Linked DNA regions of Homo sapiens: region 1 is linked to region 2. A link is a contact called in ENCODE Hi-C or POLR2A ChIA-PET data. All regions are on one chromosome and are shown on one strand. Each heading gives the region's core, a stretch centred on a gene start or an enhancer-like site at or near the end of the contact. The rest is flanking DNA. Distances are from core to core; before and after follow the strand shown.

Region 1 (3,965 bases), core at 1,074-3,573, 2.9 Mb after region 2:
AAACTGGATCCCTTCTTTACACCATATACAAAAATTATCTCAGGATGGACTAATGATCGAAATGTAAAATGTAAAACTACAAAAACACTGGAAGATAACTAGGTAATACCATCCAGGACACAGGCATGGGCAAAGATTTCATGATGAAGATGCCAAAAGCAATTGCAACAAAACCAAAAATTGGCAAATGGGATCTAATTAAACTAAAGAGCTTCTGTACAGCAAAAGAAACTATCAATAGAGTAAACAGACAATCTACAGAATGGGAGAATATTTTTGCAAACTATGCATCTGACAAAGATCTAACATTCAGCATCTACAAGGAACTTAGACAAATTTACAAGGGAAAAAACCAAACAACCCCATTAAAAAGTGGGCAAAGGACATGAGCAAACACTTCTTAAAATAAGACATACATGTGGCCAGCAATCATATGAAAAAGCTCTACATAACAGATCATTAGAAAAATGCAAATCAAAACCACAATGAGATACCATCTCACACCAGTCAGAATGTCTATTATTAAAAAGTCAAAAAATAACAGATGCTGGTGAGGTTGTGGAGAAAAAGGAACCCTTATACACTGCTGGGGAGTGTAAATTAATCTAATCATTGAGGAAGACAGTGTGTTGATTCCTCAAAGACCTAAAGACAGAAACACCATTTGACCCAGCAATCCCATTACTGGGTATATACCCAATGGAGAATAAATCATTTTATTATAAAGACATATTCACACATATGTTCATTGCAGCACTATTTATAACAGCAAGCACATGGAATCAACCTAAATGCCCATTAATGATAGATGGGATAAAGAAAATGTGGTACATGTACACCATGGAATACTATGCAGCCATAAAAAAGAACAAGGCCATGTCCTTTGCAGGGATGGAGCTAGAGGCCATCATTCTTAGCAAACTGATGCAGGTATAGAAAACCTAATACTGTTTGCTTTCACTTATAAGTGGGAGCTAAAGGATAAGCACACATGGACACATAGAGGGGAACCACAGACACTGAGGCCTATCAGAGGGTGGAATTTGGGAGGAGGGATAGGACCAGGAAAAATAACTAATGAGTACTAGGCTCAATAGCTGGGTGAAGAAATAATCTGTACAACAAACCACCATGACACATGTTTACCTATGTAACAAACTTGCACTTGTACCCCTGAACTTAAAAGTTAGAAAAATGCTTTCTAGCTTCAGGACTTTCCTGAATTCTTTCTTTAATATTTCAAAATTTTTATTATTTTGATATAGTGCACATCTATTGGAATCTAATGCATTCATTTTAAAACCCAAATCAAATTTGACATTACAGATGCATCATAATTTATTTGAATAATCCCTAATTGATAGAGATGTCTTCAATTTTCTGCATTACAAATGACATCACAATGAATATCTTTCTATATACATTCTGACGCATTTGTAAGAAAGTATTGTGATAGATTTTCAGTGTAAATGCTGTTAAAATATTCATATTCTATTTTTAAAATAGAAAGAAAATATGTCATTAAAATTTTTAAATGCTTTTCTATCTCAAAAATGCTTAGAAAGTCACAAGTGTTCCAAGCCCAAGTCTAAAAGAATCATAATCAAGTTAAACTTTCACCTGTTTCTTCCAGAATTGTGTGTGTGTGTGTGTGCACGCATGTGTGTGTGTGAATAACACCGGATTGCCTTTCTTCAGTGGGCTTACCTCTCCATATAAAATATGCAGATTTTTCTGGTTCTCATAAAAAATGTTATAGGTCTTCAATAAAGAATTAAGTTGTTCCCTAAAAATAAAAAAAAATTAATTACAATCAGTCTTAGAGTTTTTAACGTAAAAGGTGATAATGGTACTTTCATAAAGGTATGAGATAGAAAGAAATAGTTTAATGGAATCTTTACTGTTCTGTCACTTTAACTTAACATAAGTCATTGGAAGTGGAAGCATTCTTAAAATATCAGCAAATGTTGAAGTTGCTAATTCATAAATAAATAACCAAAGGTGGGAAATGACTGAGGACAAAAATGGTGAGAACAGTGTTCTGTAGCAGGAGGCAGCCACGAAACAGGAATTTGGTTTCATATTCCTTTTTGTATTTCAACATTTTTAACCAACCTAAATTAAGCACTGGTGTGTGGCTGATACCATCTCTCTATACACTACTCCCTCCTGTGTCCCCAGGGCATGGGATGGGACACCAGTGCCCCAACTCTCCAAATCTGTGTTCCCTTGTGTAAGTCACTTAGTATCCCTGAATTTCCACAGCTGTGAAATGAAGGTGATCTGTCCTACTTGCCGGGGCTGTTTAGACTATTAAAGGCAACCACAGAAGTCAAAGATCCCAGCTGGCTGGGTGAAGCAACAGTAAGCAAAGGCTCATTGTTACTGTGGCAGGGGAGCTTCTCTCCTGGCCTGCCCCACACAGCTGACAATGGCCGACTTTGGCCAGGAAAGTTTGTAGGGGAGGAGCCCTCTACCTTTCCGCCCTTCTAGCTGGGTATCAAGATCTGAGACCAGATGTGCTGGTGAGTGACTCAGCGCTTTCTTGCCTGGAAACTCCTCCCTGTGTCTCCCACTGGGAAAACAGCTGTGGTAAGGAATGCTCCTGACTTATCTCACCCTTTGTGGCAGGTGGGCCCTGGCAGTGGGAACACTGGCTCTTACCATACCTCTATTCTATCTTTCTCTCAGTGTCTCTATGTCTTGAGATGCTCCTCTTGAGATGATCATCATTTCTCACTTGGATTATTGCAGCAGCCTCCTAAAAGCCTCCCTGTATCTGTTGTTTACTCTCAACAGCAGAAACTGTTTTAATGCAAACCTGACCATCTCTCCTCTTTGCTCAGAACTCTTCAATGTCTTCTTGTTTTTCAGATTAAAAGCCAACATCCTTACAATGGCTTAAAAGGCTGGATGCAACTGGTCTTCTGTTACCTCTTTCATCTCATTTCCTCCCACCCTTCCCTCACTTCATGCAACCACCAGCCTCCCTGGTGTTCCTTGGCCACTCCAGACAGATTCTCATCTTGGGGCCTTTGCACTTGCTGATCCCTCTGCCCAGAATGATATTCCCCCAAACGTTCACCTTGCCAGCTCATTCATCTTCTTTAATTATTTAATCAAAAGTCATCTTCTCAAGAAGTCCTTCCTGATCACCCAATCTAAAAGTTCACCTTCTCCCAGCATTTCATATCTTGATTTTCTCCTCTGCCCCTGTCCCTGAGTCAACTTCTATATATTTTACTTATTTCCTTATGTTCTGTCTCCTCCATTGAATGTAGCTCCAACAGGGCAGGGGTATGTATGCATTTTGTTCACACTGTATCCTGTGCCTGGAAGAGTACTTGGTACATAGCAGGACAAATTCTGGTTGACTAAAATTATCGGGAAATATTCATTGCCTAAACAACAATAAACAAAGGAAGAAAAGCTTTCTCATATAAGCGGTTTTATAAAAAAAAAAAAGACCCAACAAGTCATGATATTAAAATTCCAAGTATTTCAATTGCTAAAATCCCTTTGATCCTCAATATCTGTCTCTGTCTCATAAGAAAATGAGAGGGCAGGGAGTTTGGTCCACTTTATTCACTCCTGTGTTCCTGGTTCTCAGAGCAGAAACTTGCTCACAGTAGGCTCTTCTTCAATAAATACTGAATATTGAATGACAGAATTTATATATACTGACTGTTACATGTTTGAAATCAGGTAAGCATGTATGTTGCCATTGGCTTTTTCTCACTTGTAATTTTCAAGGTGTACGTTTCCAAGGATCAATACACTTCACACAATTGCCATAAAAAGATCCTCCTGAAGTCCTCCATACTGTTGGTTCATTTCCCAAATGGATTACTTTCCATTTTTAATGTTAATGAACATGTCTCTTCTAAATATCATTGGTCACACTGATTTTGTTCTCCTGGGGTCATTGTCATAGGATATTTCCTAAAAATTATACTACTGGCCAA
Region 2 (4,156 bases), core at 489-2,988:
TCATGCTTACCATCAGAACATAACTTTTGCCCACAACTTTCTAATTTAATTTTATTTTCTAAAATCTTGTAAAAATTTCAAAATGTTTCGGACACCTTTAGGCACTTGGAAAATGTTTATTTCAAAGTATCACTTTTCTAACATTTTGCATTATTTTTATTAACCTAATGACACTATACTTTCTGAAAAGAAATTGTCACCATTGGCTGGGCGCGGTGACTCACGCCTGTAATCAATCCCAGCACTTTGGGAGGCCGAGGCGGGCGTATCACGAGGTCAGGAGATGGAGACCATCCTGGCCAACATGATGAAACCCCGTCTCTACTAAAAATACAAAAATTAGCTGGGAGTGGTGGCGCGTGCCTGTAATGCCAGCTACTCGGGAGGCTGAGGGAGGAGAATCACTTGAACCAGGGGGTCGGAGGTTGCAGTGGGCCGAGATTGCCACTGCACTCCAGCCTGGCAACAGAGCGAGCCTCCGTCTCAAAAAAAAAAAAAGAAAAAAAGAAAAAGAAAAAAGAAACAAAAAACAAAAGAAAAAGAAATTGTCACCATTAATTTTATTTTATTTATTTATTTATTTATTTTGAGACAGAGTCTCTGTCTGTCGCCCAGGCTAGAGTGCAGTGGTGCGATATCGGCTTACTGCCACCTCCGCCTCCCGGGTTCAAGTGATTCTCCTGCCTCAACCTCCCGAGTAGCTGGGATTACAGGTACCCGCCACCACGCCCCGCTAATTTTTTGTATTTGTAGTAGAGACTGGGTTTCCCCATGTTGGCCAGGCTGGTTTTGCACTCCTGACCTCAAGTGATCCACCCACTTCGGCCTCCCAAAGTGCTTAGGATTATGGGCATGAGCCACCGCGCCCAGCCATGTCACCATTAATTTTAGCAACGTATCAAAAGTTCAGCTTCCAACTACCTACATTAAAAGGTATAATAATACTAACCCTGAACCTTACATATGTAATGCCTAAAAACTTACACCCTGAATTACTCTAACATTACAGGGCAGACTTCCTTGAGAAGAGTCAGACCCTGCAGCGGGGCTCTGCCTTCCCACTGTCAGCCTCGGGGTCATCTAGCTTTATCGATCCCCATGGAGCGGGTCACCGAGCCCTGTGAGCAGGGAGAGGGCGATGGGGATGAGTAAACCCGAGCCGGAGGCCCGGCCTGCGCTCTCGCCCGGAAACCTCCCGTGGGATTCTGGAGTCCAGCGGCGCTGCCTGAGGCTGTGGTACCCAGAAATATGGTATTGGGGGTGGGGGTGAAATGAGAGGAAAGCAATCTGATTAACTTCCAGCCTGATAAGCAGAAAAGAGAAAACAAGGGAGCAGGAAAACTACGCTAGCACTAGACTGCCGGTCGCAAGCGCCGGGTACACACGCAGTTAAACCTCAATGGAACGCCCCCGGGACTTCTCCGGGGCGTAAAGCGCAGCGCCCTCTATTGGCCATCGGGACCTCGCCTGGAGGTGCCGTCAGGATTCCGTCCCCCAGCCACTCCCAGGCACTCGAGAGTAAGCGCATTAGCCCGAGAAAGCGTTCTGTGGAACGGAACTTCCTTATCCTATCGTTTCCACACGGAAAGATTTTAATTCACCGGAATCGACTGGCGTTAAAGGGCACAGTGAAAAGGAAGTTGGTATCAACGTGATCTCGACTAAGGGACCGAGCGGAAGTCCTCAATCGTACGCCACGCGGAGAGCATGCTGGGGGCCGGAAGGAAGAGGAAATTCCAGTAGCCGATCAGGAGTCTGCAAACTCCGGTGGTAGGGGAGCGCGCTGCTGTTTAGAGCCACGAGTTACCGGAGCGCCTGATTCCTGCGCCGAAGTCAGTGGTGGCCGAAAGTCCGGAGTCGCTGTAAAACCTGAGATTGTGAGCCATGGTGGGGAGATCCCGGCGGCGCGGAGCAGCTAAGTGGGCAGCTGTGCGAGCCAAGGCAGGTCCCACGCTCACCGACGAAAATGGAGATGATTTAGGATTGCCACCCTCACCAGGGGACACCAGCTACTACCAAGATCAGGTAGATGACTTTCATGAGGCACGATCCCGGGCCGCCTTAGCTAAGGGCTGGAATGAAGTACAGAGTGGAGACGAGGAGGATGGCGAGGAGGAGGAGGAGGAGGTGCTAGCCCTAGATATGGACGATGAGGACGACGAAGATGGAGGGAATGCGGGGGAGGAGGAGGAGGAGGAGAATGCCGATGATGATGGTGGGAGCTCCGTGCAAAGTGAAGCTGAGGCCTCTGTGGATCCCAGTTTGTCGTGGGGTCAGAGGAAAAAACTTTACTATGACACGGACTATGGTTCCAAGTCCCGAGGCCGGCAGAGTCAACAGGAGGCAGAGGAGGAGGAAAGAGAGGAGGAGGAGGAGGCACAGATCATTCAGCGGCGCCTAGCCCAAGCGCTGCAAGAGGATGATTTTGGTGTCGCCTGGGTTGAGGCCTTTGCAAAACCAGTGCCTCAGGTAGATGAGGCTGAGACACGGGTCGTGAAGGATTTGGCTAAAGTTTCAGTGAAAGAGAAGCTGAAAATGTTGCGAAAGGAATCACCAGAACTCTTGGAGCTGATAGAAGACCTGAAAGTCAAGTTGACAGAGGTTAAGGATGAGCTGGAGCCATTGTTAGAGTTGGTGGAACAAGGGATCATTCCACCCGGAAAAGGAAGCCAATACTTGAGGACCAAGTACAACCTCTACTTGAATTATTGCTCGAACATCAGTTTTTATTTGATCCTGAAAGCTAGGAGAGTCCCAGCACATGGACATCCTGTCATAGAAAGGCTTGTTACCTACCGAAATTTGATCAACAAGCTGTCCGTTGTGGATCAGAAGCTGTCCTCAGAAATTCGTCATCTGTTGACACTTAAGGATGATGCTGTAAAGAAAGAACTGATTCCAAAAGCAAAATCCACCAAGCCCAAACCAAAGTCTGTTTCAAAGACTTCTGCTGCTGCCTGTGCTGTTACAGATCTTTCTGATGATTCTGATTTTGATGAAAAAGCAAAACTGAAGTACTATAAAGAAATAGAAGACAGGCAAAAGCTAAAGAGAAAGAAAGAAGAAAATAGCACTGAAGAACAGGCTCTTGAAGATCAAAATGCAAAGAGAGCTATTACCTATCAAATTGCTAAAAATAGGGGACTTACTCCTAGGAGAAAGAAGATTGATCGCAATCCCAGAGTGAAACACAGAGAGAAGTTCAGAAGAGCCAAAATTAGAAGAAGAGGCCAGGTTCGTGAAGTTCGTAAAGAAGAGCAACGTTATAGTGGTGAATTATCTGGCATTCGTGCAGGAGTTAAAAAGAGCATTAAGCTTAAATGAAGTTTTTGCTTAGCATAAGGTTTTTGGCAGTTTTGGATCAATAAATTTTTACTTTTAACTAAAGTCATTGTATTAATATATAATACTTTAAATTTTAAAAATTCTTGTCCACAAGGAAATTTGTCTGGGTTATTGGACAATTTATAAGAACTATGGGAGCAATATGAAGGTGCTTGAGAAAAGAGATGATGTTGAAGTTTTCCAATATTCTGTTGAAGTTTTCCAATATTAAGTATTAGCTTAGGGAAATTTCACAGTTCATTGTGGAGTGTTAAACTTAGAACATGTGTAACTTTTCACATAAAGAGAATGCATCTTTGACAGTTATCTTATTTGTAAGGCAGCCTATAAAATAGTTCTGAAGTATTTTATTTACCTAACTATAATTATTGGGCCAGATACTTGTTAATAAATGGGCTTAATGTTAACATGGATTTCATATGTTCTGTGTGGTTTAAAAGCATAGGAATGAAACTTTGGTTAAAAGCAGAAAAAGGAAAAGATATGCCTTAATTACATCAATTGTCAATATTTTCTCATAGTTCTTCATGTGGCAAATAAGGTAAAAATCCCATTTCCCCTTCTTTACTGGTGATTTGCAGTGGTTGCTGCTTGTACTTGCACTCCATTTGCTAAAACTTTGATATGATTACTACCAGGTAAGTGGTAACTTTAAGTGGCAACAAAGTTCCATTTTTCTTTTTTTTTTTTTTCGAGATTGAAGTCTCACTCTGTAGCCCAGGCTGGAGTGCAGTGGCAGGATCTCTCAGCTCACTGCAACCTCCACCTCCCGGGTTCAAGCGATTCTCCTGCCTCAGCCTCCTGAGTAGCT

What was found. Hi-C counts contacts between places; a loop is a spot of excess contacts on that map. ChIA-PET counts read pairs that join two places held with the same protein, here RNA polymerase II (POLR2A). Pooled maps may share reads with other maps.
Region 1: a map with no recorded cell type shows a loop between it and region 2 (6-fold over the local background). The contact joins the enhancer-like site here to the promoter of UTP3 in region 2. A Hi-C loop is called at or near these places in 2 of 168 maps with a recorded cell type or tissue (OCI-LY7 and Ramos), 15 of 37 single-sample maps with no recorded cell type and 5 of 50 pooled maps. POLR2A ChIA-PET finds 5 or more read pairs at or near these places in 1 of 52 experiments (OCI-LY7).

The regions. Positions count from the first base shown.
Region 1 is chr4:73,596,933-73,600,897 of GRCh38, forward strand. It overlaps RASSF6 (Ras association domain family member 6), which reads right to left. Exons shown (of 11, transcript NM_177532.5): 3 at 1,708-1,786. Among named protein-coding and RNA genes, the nearest start is that of RASSF6, 22 kb to the right of the region's middle. Within about 2 kb of position 2,324, at least 8 of the 41 ENCODE cell types and tissues checked have a DNase peak (open chromatin) inside an H3K27ac peak, as active enhancers do; they include OCI-LY7, where a contact is called at or near this core.
Region 2 is chr4:70,686,794-70,690,949 of GRCh38, forward strand. UTP3 (UTP3 small subunit processome component) reads left to right here and starts at 1,739. Exons shown (of 1, transcript NM_020368.3): 1 at 1,739-3,758. The coding sequence starts at 1,885. The coding sequence ends at 3,324. It overlaps LOC101927297 (a long non-coding RNA gene), which reads left to right. Exons shown (of 4, transcript XR_938860.3): 4 at 1-23. RefSeq lists enhancers at 664-1,634, 1,015-1,104, 1,635-2,603, 1,805-1,864.